Regions from separate parts of the Homo sapiens genome. Here all the other regions are linked to region 3. Evidence: chromatin contacts called from ENCODE Hi-C or POLR2A ChIA-PET data. All regions are on one chromosome and are shown on one strand. The core of a region is the stretch at or near the end of the contact, and the rest is flanking DNA. Distances in the headings are between cores, read along the strand shown. Region 1 overlaps LINC00174 (long intergenic non-protein coding RNA 174). Region 2 has its middle 12 kb from the start of LINC00174. Region 3 holds the start of LINC03011 (long intergenic non-protein coding RNA 3011).

What was found. Hi-C counts contacts between places; a loop is a spot of excess contacts on that map. ChIA-PET counts read pairs that join two places held with the same protein, here RNA polymerase II (POLR2A). Pooled maps may share reads with other maps.
Region 1: a loop to region 3 is called in a map of K562, with 3 times the contacts of the local background. The contact joins the enhancer-like site here to the promoter of LINC03011 in region 3. A Hi-C loop is called at or near these places in 1 of 168 maps with a recorded cell type or tissue (K562). POLR2A ChIA-PET finds 5 or more read pairs at or near these places in 2 of 52 experiments (HepG2 and OCI-LY7).
Region 2: a loop to region 3 is called in a map of CD8-positive, alpha-beta T cell, with 12 times the contacts of the local background. The contact joins the enhancer-like site here to the promoter of LINC03011 in region 3. A Hi-C loop is called at or near these places in 19 of 168 maps with a recorded cell type or tissue (B cell, CD4-positive, alpha-beta T cell, CD4-positive, alpha-beta memory T cell and 12 more), 16 of 37 single-sample maps with no recorded cell type and 29 of 50 pooled maps. POLR2A ChIA-PET finds 5 or more read pairs at or near these places in 24 of 52 experiments (A549, CD4-positive, alpha-beta T cell, CD4-positive, alpha-beta memory T cell and 16 more).

Annotation. Positions count from the first base shown.
Region 1 is chr7:66,377,057-66,381,556 of GRCh38, forward strand. It overlaps LINC00174 (long intergenic non-protein coding RNA 174), which reads right to left. Exons shown (of 5, transcript NR_026873.1): 5 at 1-2,947. Among named protein-coding and RNA genes, the nearest start is that of LINC00174, 21 kb to the right of the region's middle. Within about 2 kb of position 2,900, at least 2 of the 41 ENCODE cell types and tissues checked have a DNase peak (open chromatin) inside an H3K27ac peak, as active enhancers do.
Region 2 is chr7:66,410,794-66,414,805 of GRCh38, forward strand. No RefSeq gene overlaps it. Among named protein-coding and RNA genes, the nearest start is that of LINC00174, 12 kb to the left of the region's middle. Within about 2 kb of position 2,763, at least 16 of the 41 ENCODE cell types and tissues checked have a DNase peak (open chromatin) inside an H3K27ac peak, as active enhancers do; they include CD8-positive, alpha-beta T cell, adrenal gland, dorsolateral prefrontal cortex and 1 more, where a contact is called at or near this core.
Region 3 is chr7:66,492,183-66,496,132 of GRCh38, forward strand. LINC03011 (long intergenic non-protein coding RNA 3011) reads left to right here and starts at 1,450. Exons shown (of 2, transcript NR_134573.1): 1 at 1,450-1,555; 2 at 3,073-3,292. RefSeq lists an enhancer at 1,139-1,348.

The DNA.
Region 1 (4,500 bases), core at 1,650-4,149, 110 kb before region 3:
AGGCCGCGGCCGGGCACGAGATGAGCCTCCTCAAGAGGCCCCCGGCAGGCGGGAGCCGGGCCTGCCGGGGCTGCCGTGAGGCAGGCGGAAACGTGGCCTGGGGAGGCCGACGTGAGGCCGCAGCTGGGCCGGGAGAGGCCGCTGGCAGGCAGGAGCCGGGTCTCTCAGGGCCGCCGGAAAGCCGAAGGTGGGTCCGGGAGGCCTGAACGCAGGGAAGCCTGGGGCCTACAACGGCTGCCAGGAGCTGGGCAGGAGCTGGGCCGAACGTGGTTGTCGTGAGGCAGGAGCTGGGCCCGTGGAGGTGGCCGGGAGAGCTGGGCCTGGAGAGGCCGACGGGAACCAGTTCTGGGCCTGGAGAGGAGGCCGAGGGGCAGGAGCCGGGCCTGGAGCGGCCGCCAACAGGCAAGAACTGGGCCTGAGGTGGCCAGGCTGAGGCAAGAGCCCGGCCCCCATGGGCCACTGTGCGGGAGAAGCTATGGTTGTTCGGGCATCCAACACACGTGCTGTTCCTGGCGAGGCTTATTTCAGGACGATTTGGGCCTGCAGAAGCCATTATCAGGAGGCAGTAGCCTGGCCTATAGAGGCTGCGAAAATTTAAATTCTTGACCTGCAGAGGCCATGATCACGTAACATCTAGGCCTGGAGGGTCCACTGTCAGGCAGCGGCGCATCCTGAAGGGGCCTACAACAGGCAGGATCTCGGCCTGTGGAGAGGCATCCCCTGATCCTAAAGAGGCCAGTGTGAGTGATCACATGGCCCACAGAAGCAAGTGTCAGGCCAGATCGTCGCTTGGAGAGTCTGAGAAAGGCATGAGATGGACCTAAACAGACCATTGCGATTCAGCACCTGGGCCTATAGAGGCCAGTGTGAGGCAGGAGCTTGACCTGGAGAGGCTGGAAGACGTATGAGCTTGTCCTAAACTGTCCAGTGTGAAGGAAGAGTTTGGTCTGTCAAGGCCGTCGGGTAACAGGCTGTAACGTGGACTGGGAAAGCAACTGTGAGGCAAGGGCTGGGCCTCGGGAGGCTGGGGGAAGGCAAGACCTGGGCCTGGGGAAGCCATCGTCAGGCAGTAGCTGGGCCTGTGAAGGCCCCTGGGCAGCATGATCTGGGCCTGGAACGCTTGACTTGAGGAAGCTTTAGGCCTACAAAGGCCGCCAGGTGCTGGGCAGGAGCCGAGCCAAAATAGGTTGTTTTGAGTCAGGAGATGGGACTGTAGACCCAGCTGGGAGGAAGAACTGGGCCTGGAGAAGGCACAGGGAGGCAGCAACTTCACCTTGCGAAGCCGAACTGAGGAATTTCTGGGCCTGGAGAAGCCACCAAAGGGAAAAGCTGGGCGTGGATAGGCCGTTTTGAGGAATGAGCTGGGCTTCAAGAGGCAATGAGATGCATGAGCTGGGCCTCTAAAGGCTGCCAAAAGGCAGGAGCTTCATCTGGGGTGGCCACCTTGAGGGATGAGATGAGCCTAACCAGGCCATTAGAGGCAGGAGCTGGGCCTATCGGATCCTGCCATGAGGCAGGCAGAAACTTGGTGTGGGAAGGCCGGCATAAAGCAAGAGTTGGGTCCATCAAGGATGCCACAATGCAGGCAGAAACCTGGCGTTGGGAAGCTGCCATGAGGCAAGAGCTGGTCCTGTCAAAGCCGCTGGGAGGCCAAAGGTGGGCCTAGCAAAGTTGACTTTAAGAAGTCTGGGGCATATAGAGGCCACCAGGTGCTGGGCAGGAGCTGGGCCAAAAGAGGGTGTTGTGAGGCAGCAGTTGGGCCTGTAGACACAGCCAGGAAGAAGAGCTGGGAATGGAGTGGCTGATCTGAGTACATTGTGGGCCTGGAGGGTATGCCAACAGGCAAAAGCTGGGCCAGGAAAGGCTGCCGTAAGGCATGAGCCTGGCCTAAAGAGTCCATTGGGAAGCAGGAGTTGGACCTGTATACACCGCCAGGAGGAAGAGCTGGGCCTGAAGAAGCCACCATACAGCAGAGGCTGGGTTTATAGAGGCCGACAGGAGGCAGGAGCTCAGCCAGGTCGCAGGAGCTCAGCCAGGACAGGCTGACTGGAGGACATTTGGGTGCGCAGAAGCCACTCAGAGGCAGGAGCTGGGCTTTGAGAGGCTGCAAGAGGCAGGACCTGCCCAAACGAGGCCACTGTGGAGGAGGAGCTGACCTGTCACCACTGCCTGAAGACAGGGAGAAACGACCTGGAGAAGCCTCCGTGAGGTAAGAGCTTGGCCTGGAGAGGTCCCTCAGAGCCCGATGAGCTGGGCCTGTAGAGACCATTGTCAGGTTGGAGCTGGGCGTGTCCAGGCCAGTGGGAGGCAGAAGGTGGGCCTAGAGAGCTTGAATTGAGGAATTTTCATGCCGACAGTGGCTGCCGTGAGCTGGACAGGAGCTGGGCAGAAGAGTTTATTTGAGGGAAGTGTTGGGCCTGTAGACGGAACCAGGAGGAGGAGCTTGACCTGCAGAGGCCATCATGAGGCAGAGGCTTGGCCTCTATAGGCCAACGGGAGACAGGAATTGGGCCAGGAGTGGCTCACTTGAAGATAATATTGGAGAAAGTGACAGAGCATCAGGCATTAGATTCTCATAGGGACAGCGCAACGTAGATCCCTCACATGCATGGTTCACAATGGGGTGCATGCTCCTATGAGAATCTAATGCTGCTGCTGATCTGAGAGAAGGCAGAGCTCAGGCAGGAATGTGAGCAATGGGGAGTGGCTGTAAACACAGATGAAGCTTCCCTCATTCAACACCATTCACCTCCGGCTGTGTGGCTCCTTACAGTTCCATGGCTCTGGCGTTGGGGACCCTGCCCAAGTACATCCAGAAGGACCCTTCCACACCAGTCTTCATAGTGGTCAAGTGCAGCAGCCACTTAGCTCCCAAGGCATATGCCACAGCTGGCATTTCATCACAATCAACACTAAGTGGTAGCTTGAGTCATTGTGAGGTCACTTCCTGGAAATCAACAGCATCCCATTTCCCATTGCAAGGAGCTCAGCACGGCCCCTAAGATAACCAAACTGATCCCCAAATCCCATCTGTGTGGGTCTGTCTCCTGGGACCCTTCCCAGCATCAACTCTGTATTAGTCAGGGTCCAATCAGGAGACATAAACCACTCAAAAGCCCAAAGTGCTAAAATTTAATATAGATAATTATTCATTATAACAGGGGAACAGCATGAGAGATTGGCTAGCACAAAGTAAAGAGAATTCTAGAGAATATAGGACTAGCCAAAGTAAGGCATGGTGGCTCATGCCAGTAATTTAAGAAGCCAATGCAGGAGGATTGCTTGAGGCCAGGAGGTAGAGACCAGCCTGGGCAACACCCTGTCTCTATCCAAAAAAAGAAAAAAATTAGCTGCGTGTGGTGGTGCATACTCATAATCCCAGCTACTCGGGAAGCTGAAGTAGGAGGGTAGTTTGAGCCTGTGAGGTCAAGGCTACAGTGAGTCATGATTATGGCACTATAGTCAAGCCTGGGTGACAAAGCAAGACCCTGTCTCAAAGAACAAAACAACTATTTACACACAGAAAAGAAATAGGGCTAATAATGTATAAGATGTTGAAATGTGACAAATAAAGTAATAATAAAATCATAAAACAAAAAATAACTTATTAAATTATAATACCCTGTGCTGGCAAAGATGCAGTGAAATGGGCACTTTCTTATACAATGAGGGGTGTTTAAATTGTATGTAAGCCTTTCACGGTAAAGCTTCCAATTGTTTATTTATTTATTTATTTTTTTTTGAGATGGAGTTTCACTCTTGTTGCCCAGGCTGGAGTGCAATGGTGCGATGTCGGCTCACCACAACCTCCACCTCCTGGGTTCAAGTGATTCTCCTGCCTCAGCCTCTGAGTAGCTGGGATCACATGTGTGTGCCACCACACCCAGCTAATTTTGTATTTTTAGTAGAGACAGGGTTTCTCCATGTTGGTCAGGCTGGTTATCGCAAGCCAGAACTCAGGTGATCCACCCACCTCAGCCTCCCAAAGTGTTGGGATTACAGGCGTGAGCCACCACACCTGACCAGCAATTTTTTTAATAATAGAGACACTGTCTCACCCTACTGTCTCCTCCAAATCCTGGGGTCAAGCAATCCTCCTGCCTTGGCCTCCCAAAGTGCTGGGATTATACCTGCGAGGCACCCAAAACCTTGTCAATTTACATCAAGGACAATGAGAATGTCCATTCACCATGACTCACTGTAATCTTTCTTCTGGAAATACCTTGCAAGACAACTGAACCTAAACAAAAGGTCATCTGCACAAACACAGTGAAAATCTGGTAGTAACTGAAGACAGAGTGGTTAAGTGAAATAAGAAACAGTTATAAGAAATTAAACTATCTGGCCGGGCGCGGTGGCTCACGCTTGTAATCCCAGCACTTTGGGAGGCCGAGGCGGGTGGATCACGAGGTCAGGAGATCGAGACCACGGTGAAACCCCGTCCCTACTAAAAATAAAAAAAAATTAGCCGGGCGTGGTGGCGGGCGCCTGTAGTCCCAG
Region 2 (4,012 bases), core at 1,513-4,012, 80 kb before region 3:
ACTATGAGCCCCCAGGAGTTCACGCAGGTTTTCTAGGATCTTCACACTGCTAACCACAGTCATGGCAACGCCTTCATTGCCTTTTTAAACAATTGTTTTCCCAATTGTCCCCTTAAAATTGGGCAGTTTAGGCTGGGCACGGTGGCTCACGCCTGTAATCCCAGCACTCTGGGAGGCCAAGGTGGGCAGATCACATGAGGTAAGGCGTTTCAGCCTGGCCAACATGGTAAAACCCTGTCTCTACTATGAAATACAAAAATTAGCTGAGCATGGTGGTGGATGCCTATAATCCCAGCTACTCAGGAGGCTGAGGTATGAGGTATAAGAATCCCTCGAACCCAGAAGGTGGAGGTTACAGTGAGCTGAGATAGTACCAGTGCACTACAGCCTGGGCAACAGGAGTGAAACTCCATTACACACACACAAAAAAGAAGCAGGCCCAAATATATATTTTTTTTGAGACGGAGTCTTGCTTTGTTGCCCAGGCTGGAGTGCAGTGGCGCGATCTCGGCTCACTGCAAGCTCCGCCTCCTGGGTTCACGCCATTTTCCTGCATCAGCCTCCGGAGAAGCTGGGACTACAGGCTGCCGCCACCACGCCCGGCTAATTTTTTGTATTTTTAGTAGAGACAGGGTTTCACCATGTTAGCCAGGATGGTCTCGATCTCCTGACCTCGTGATCTCCTGACCTCCCACCTCAGCCTCCCAAAGTGCTGGGATTACAGGCATGAGCCACGGCACCCAGCCAGGCCCAAATCTTAAAGTAAAACTTTTAGCATAGAAAATAAGAATTGGTGAGAACTCCATTCCCTGGTTACTTACCCCATAGGCTGAAGAGCTGCCTCTGCCTCTAAGGATCAGGGCATTCTGTTTTTGATGGCAGAATCTAAGTCAGAATGCAGCACAATCCCTGAAAAGTGAGAACATCAGGGTGAGTTATCCTGACCTTGAGACTGCTTCTCTCTTTCATTAAAACAAAACAAAACAAAATATATATATATACACGAACCAAGAAGCCGATCCCCTCTTGCCACCTCAGTTATTTGAACTCAGCTACTCAAGGTCTATTTTGTCGAGATCAAGGGCTCCCATGAGTGACTGTGAGGCAGATCTGATCACTCAGAGGGGGAAAGGTAACCTCATAAAACCTGAAGATGTGAAAGGAGAACATAGCTGCTGCTCAGAAACTCCACTAGCCCATCTTGAAAAGAAATTATCTACGAACAGAGTAATTCCCAGTTTCCAATTCTAGGCCTTATAGTTTTGCTGAGTGTCCCTAAACTTTTCTTTTCTTTTTTTGGAGACAGAGTCTTGCTCTATCCCCCAGGCTGGAGTGCAGTGGTGCAATCTCGGCTCACTGCAACCTCCGCCTACTGAGGTCAAGCAGTTCTGATGCCTCAAACTCCCAAGTAGTGGAGATTGCAGGTACATGCCACCATACCCGGCTGATTTTTGTATTTTTAGTAGAGATGGGGTTTCACCATGTTGGCCAGGCTGGTCTCGAACTCCTGAACTCAGGTGATCCGCCTGACTCAGAAACCCAAAGTGCTGGGATTACAGGCATGAGCCACCACGCCTGGCCTTCTGCTCTTTCTTATTTTGCCCACCTAATGTAAGAAAACTAAGGTAAAATACATTTTTTAAGCAAACTAAAAGGAAGCTCTCTAGGTGGTATGGCTACTATACTCAGGAGACTTTAACTTCCCTTGACCCAAAAATGGCTATCTGGAAGTCAGCATCCTCAGAGTACACTTCAGATGCAAACTAGAATACATCAGTGTAAACTAAGGAAGTCCACAGCCTTTGCTTGAGTAAAACTAGATGCAACAGGCCGGGCGCCGTGGCTCACGCCTGTAATCCCAGCACTTTGGGAGGCCGAGGCGGGCAGATCATGAGGTCAGAAAATCAAGACCATCCTGGCTACCACGGTGAAACCCCGACTCTACTAAAAATACAAAAAAATTATCTGGGCTTGGTGGCGGGCTCCTGTAGTCCGAGCTACTGGGGAGGCTGAAGCAGGAGAATGGCATGAACCCGGGAGGCGGAGCTTGCAATGAGCCGAGATCGCGCCACTGCACTCCAGCCTAGGCGAAAAAGCGAGACTCCGTCTCGGGGGGGAAAAAAATACACCAAGCGTGCACCACGCCTGGCTAATTTTTGAAACTTTTCTACAGACGGGGTTGCGTCACGTTGCCCAGGGCAGTCTCGAACTCCTTAGACCAAGCCATCCTCCCCCTCGGCCTCCCAAAGTGCTGGGATTATAGAGTCCAGCCAGCCTCATGTTTTCTTTAAGCAGTCCCTCCCTGTTGCACAGTTGGATAGTTTATTTTTTTATTTTTTTAGACATGGTTTACCTCAGTCTCGCAGGACGGAGTGCTGTGATGGGATCACAGCTCATGGCAGCCTTGAACCTTGGGGTTCAAGGAGCTGGGAAGTTGAGGTGAAACTACTGAGACTGGGTCGCGCCACGTTGCTGAGGCTGCTCTTTAACTCCTGGCCTGAAGGGATCCTTCCGCCTCGGCCGCATCCAGACATAGTTTTCTAGTTTTGACCCACAGAAACAGTGCTGGGTCGGAGTTTGTCAACTACCCATCTCCAGACAGCAACACAAAGGACCTGGCAGGGAGGTCGCGGTTACCAAGCTCCACTCTAAGGAGAAAACAGCCTAGCTCCAGGCACTGTACCGTCACTGTGACGTCGCGGAAGGCCCGGTGCTGTGACATCGCCGAAGACACGCGCCTTCGGCGAACGCCCGTCCCCGTGACGTCACCAGAGGTGCGCCCAATCGGAACTCGAGGCGGGGCTGCGGGGGAGGGGGGCCTGGGTCTTCCAGAAGCGCGCATGCGCAGGCGGGTGGCCACAGGCAGCTGTCAGCTTCTGCAGGCTCGGACCCGGCGGCAGGCAACAATAAGCTACAAGGGGAGCTTTACCACTGCCTGGATTACTACTACCTGCGCGTTGGGCGCAGCAAGGGCTTGACGCTACTGGAGCACGCGCTGCGCACCAACCTGCTGGCGCCCAGCGGGCACAAGCACAAGGTGGCGCAGAAGCTCCTCAATGGACAGCACAAGCCCGCTAGAGCCAGCTGCAGTCCTTGCCACGCACTCGCCTCACCTGAGGCTGTGTAGGTGCGGCCCCCAACACCTAACCCAGCCAGGTACCGGGGACCACAGCAGCGTCCCCTGCCGCCCAGCGCCGCTCATACTGGGCAGGGTTGGCCCCCTCTGAGGCTGCCCCGCATTAGGGAGCTGCACCCCCTAGCTTGACATCTGATGGCTGTTGCAGCAACATTAAAATCTTTGGAAATTTGTAGGGTGGTAGAAGGGGCTAGGAAACGAAGAAAACATCTTATTAAAAATAAAAGCGATCGGGCCAGGCGTGGTGGCTCACGTCTGTAATCCCAGCACTTTGGGAGGCCAAGGGAGGTGGATCACGAGGTCAGGAGTACAAGATCATCCTGACCAGGATGGTGAAACCCCGTCTCTACTAAAAATGCAACAATTAGCCGGGCGTGGTGGCGGGCACCGATAATCCCAGCTACTAGGGAGGCTGAGGCAGAGAATTGCTTGAACCCGGGAGACGGAGGTTGCAGTGAGTCGAGATCGCTCCACTGCACTCCAGCCTGGGCGACAGAGCGAGACTCCGTCTCAAAAAGAAAAAAAAAAGAATTGCTTGAGCCCGGGAGGTTAAGGTTACAGTAAGCCGACATTACGCCACTGCACACCAGCCTGGGTGACAGGACAGAGTGAGATCATGTCTTTAAAAAAATATATATGCAAGTGACAGCTTTTCTTCCAGTGCTAATGCTCAAACTGAGTAAAGTAATTGGGCCGGCCCCGTGGCTCAGGGGCCCTTAATTCCAGCACTTTGGGAGGCTGAGGTGGGCGGATCGCTTGAGCTGAGGAGTTCCAGACTAGCTTGGGCAACATGGTGAAACCCTGTCTCTACAAAAATACAAAAAATTAGCTGGGCATGGTGGCGCGGGCTTGTAGTCCGCACTACTTGCGGGGCTG
Region 3 (3,950 bases), core at 200-2,699:
TGATCAGTCCTTGTCTGGTCTGGCTCTGTCCCACTCTCCCTCTCACCAAGTTCGAACCCCTAGCTAGTTTTCAGAGGAGTAGAGTGTGTACCCCAATCCCAACTGGGTATGGTTCAGATCTGCATTTAACTCATGAAGCCTGGCTGCTCCGCAGGTCCTGGAGAAAAAAAGAGTCTCGCTGCAGGTATGATACAGGACAGGCTTGTCCCCAGGACCCGCCTGTCCCCAGGAAGAGGGAAGCCCAATGTCCCACCAGGTTGGCAGGGCTGGGGAAGGGAAAGTGTTATAGTAGCCCCAAGACTAAAAAGAGGCAGCAGAGGGAGCAGGACAGTGCTCCCATGGAACTCAAGCCGCTGCCTGAGTGAGGTGAGGGAAGAGTGCACCCACTGACATCAGGGGGCAGAGAGGTGCGGTTCCAGCGCGGCTTTTCCCCTTGCGTCTTGCCATGTGACTCTGATCCCCTCCAGGTGAGCCTGCCCACTTTGGGCCCAGGGTTGCCGCTGGGGCCTGTACCCAAAAGCAGCCCCCCATGGCCATGACCCCACTCCCAGGAGTGGGGCAGAGCAGGGAGGAGTCCTGGAAAGAGGAGACGCAGGGACAAGAAGGAATGGGCCTCAAACTCCAGGAGGGGGACCTTCTCATGGGTCCTGTTTTCTGGTCTCTCCTCGCTTACCCCTGGGCTGATCACCCTGGGAAGAACTGAGCCAAGGTTTCTCACCCTCAGGTCCAAGGGGTTCAATTACCGGGCCCTTAGGGAGATGCGAGCCCCCTAAAACGATGCAAAGTTCCTGGCCTAATTTTTATATTTTTAGTAGACATGGGGTTTCACCCATGTCTACTGATCGGAATGCCTCGAGCACACAAAATGTTGGAATTTACAGGCGTGAGCCAACGTGCCCGGCCAGCCCTATTTATTTCAGCCTATACATTTTGCACTTGTTAAAAGTATTTGAACATACAATTATCATGTTTTCTTTAAGCAGTCCCTCCCTGTTGTACACTTGGATAGTTTATTTTTTTAGACAAGGTTTACCTCCGTCTCGCAGGATGGAGTGCTGTGATGGGATCATAGCTCATTGCAGCCTTGAACCTTGGGGTTCAAGTATCTGGGAAGCTGAGGTGGGACTACAGAGATGGGGTCGCGCCATGTTGCCCAGGCAGCTCTTTAACTCCTGGCCTGAACGGATCCTTCCGCCTCGGCCGAGCCTGGACATAGTTTTCTAGTTTTGACCCACAGAAACACTGTGCTGGGTCGGAGTTTGTCAACCACCCTTCTCCAGCCAGCAACACACAGAACATGGCGGGGAAGTCGCGGTTACCAGGCTCCACTCCGAGGAAAAACCAGCGCAGCTCCAGGCACTGTAGCGCCACTGTGACGTCGCCGAAGGCCGGCGCTATTACGACGCCGGAAGGCCCGCGCCTGTGACGTCAGCTGAGGCGCGCCCCTGTGATATCTCACAGGCCCGCCCCTTCTGTAGAACCAATCGGAACTCGAGGCGCAGCGGCTGGGTATTCCAGGAGAGCGCATGCGCAGACGCATGGCCACAGACTGCCGGTCAGTGTCAGCAGGCGGTGGGTTAGGGTCCGCAGGCCCAGACCAGGCCGCCGACACCAATAAGCTACAAGGAGGAGCTTTACCGCTGCCTGTACTACTACTGCCTGCGCTACTTCCCAGCCTGCGGCGTAGGGCGCAGCAAGGGCCTGACGCTTAGCGAGCAGGCGCTGCGCACCAAGCGGCTGTCGCCTGGAGGGCACGTTCAGGCAGAAGCTCCTCAGTGGCCACAAGTCCGCTAGCTCCGGCTACAGCCCTTGCCGCACACTCGCGTCACCTGAGCCTGTGTAGGTGCGCCCCCCAACTCCTCCCCCAGCCAGGTCCCGGGGACGCCGGCAGCGTCCCCCACCCCTGGCGCCGCTCATCCTGGGCAGGATCGGCCCCGTCTGAGGCTGCACCGCATTAGGGAGCTGCACCCCTCGGCTTGACCTCTGATGGCCGTTGCAACAACATCAAAGCCTTTGGAACTTTGTAGGGGGTACGAGGGGCTAGGAAACCAAGAAAACATCTTTTTAAAAATATAAGCGATCGGGCCGGGCGCGGTGGCTCACGCCTGTAATCCCAGCACTTTGGGAGGCCGAGACAGGTGGATCACGAGGTCGGGAATTCAAGACCATCCTGGCCAGCATGGTGAATCCCGTCTCTACTAAAAATGCAAAAATTAGCCGGGCGTGGTGGCGGGCACATGTAATACCAGCTATTCGGGAGGTTGAGGCAGAGGCAGACAATTGCTTGAACCCGGGAGGCAGAGGCTGCAGTTAGCCGAGATCGTGCCACTGCACTCTAGCCTGGGCGACAGACCAAGACTCCGTCTAAAAAATAAAAAACTATATATATGTGTGTGTATATATATATATATATATGCGATGGAGCCCGGGAGGTTGAGGTTACTGTGAGCCGAGATTACACCACTGCACTTCAGCCTGGGTGACAGAGGGAGACCCTGTCTCTAAAAAAAAAATATATGCAAGTGAGAGCTTTTCTTCCAGTGCTCATGCTCAGACTGAAGAAAGTTATTGGGCCGGCCCAGTGGCTCACACCCGTAATCCCAGCACTTTGGGAGGCCTAGGTGGGCGGATCCCTTGAGCTCAGGCGTTCCAGACTAGCTTGGGCAACATGGTGAAATTCGGTCTCTACAAAAATACAAAAAATTATCTGGGCGTCGTGGTGGGCGCCTGTAGTCCCAGCTACTCAGGAGGCTGAGGCAGGAGAGTGGTGTGAACCCGGGAGGCGGAGCTTGCAGTGAGCGGAGATCGCTCCACTGCACTCCAGCCTGGGCCACAGAGCGAGACTCCATCACACACACACACAAAAAATTAGCTGGGCATGGTGGCACGGGCTTGTAGTCCCCTCTGCTTGCGGGGCTGAGGCGGGAGGATCGCTTGAGCCCAGGAGGTGGAGGCTGCAGTGAGCGGTGATCTCGCCACTGCACTCCAGCCTGGTCGACAGAGTGAGACACTGTGTCAAAAAAAGAAAAAAGAGAAAGTAACTGATCTGTGTTTTTGTCTGATTTCCTACAGGATGCCGAAGGACCTGTTCAAAGTATTTTCTGTAACTCCAACTGTAACTTGGTTCTAGGAGGAGAGAATCCATGTTTGGTCAACAGAACTTTTCGCCGCCACTTAAGTTTACTGCTTCAATATCTTTTCCTTACTAATTGATTGTTAATTAAGTAGTGTCCAAGTGAGTTAGCCTTTTTAGGGTTGATTAATTAAAAGAGCAGCAAGAATGGCATTTTAACTCTTCTGGTTTTTGGGGTTTTTTTTTCAGTTACTATGATAACTCTTTTCAAGTCCACAAATGATTTGTTCTTAGCTGTAAAGAAGAGGTCAGAAATGTAAGTGGGGAGAGAACAAAGATAGGAATATGTGTAAGATTTCTACCTAAATGTTGGCAGGGCACGGTAGCTTATGTCTGTAATCCCAGCACTTTGGGAGACCTAGGTGGTCGATCGCCTGGAGTCAGAAGTTCGAGACCAGCCTGGCAAACATGGCAAAACCCCATCTCTACTAAAAATACAAAAATTAGATGGGCGTGGTGGTGGGCGCCTTTAGTCCCAGCTACTTGGGAGGCTGAGGCAGGAGAATCGCTTGAACCTGTGAGGCCAATGTTGCGGTGAGCCAAGATCATGCCACTGCGCTACAGCCTGGGCAACAAAGCAAGACTCCATCTAAAAAAAAGACTTCTACCTAAATGTCACAGACTACTCTGAAGGTTAATATTTGGTATTGTGATGTATATTGCACAGTGTGTCAACCTCAAATAATCAAAAGGGTCAGAATCTAAAGGGAGTTTATTCATGCACAGAGTTTAAGGAGAGCCACCTGGGAAGCGCAGGTACCCAAGGGTGGAAGACAGTGTTCCAAGGCTTAGAAGTTTGGGATCACTTGCATAGACA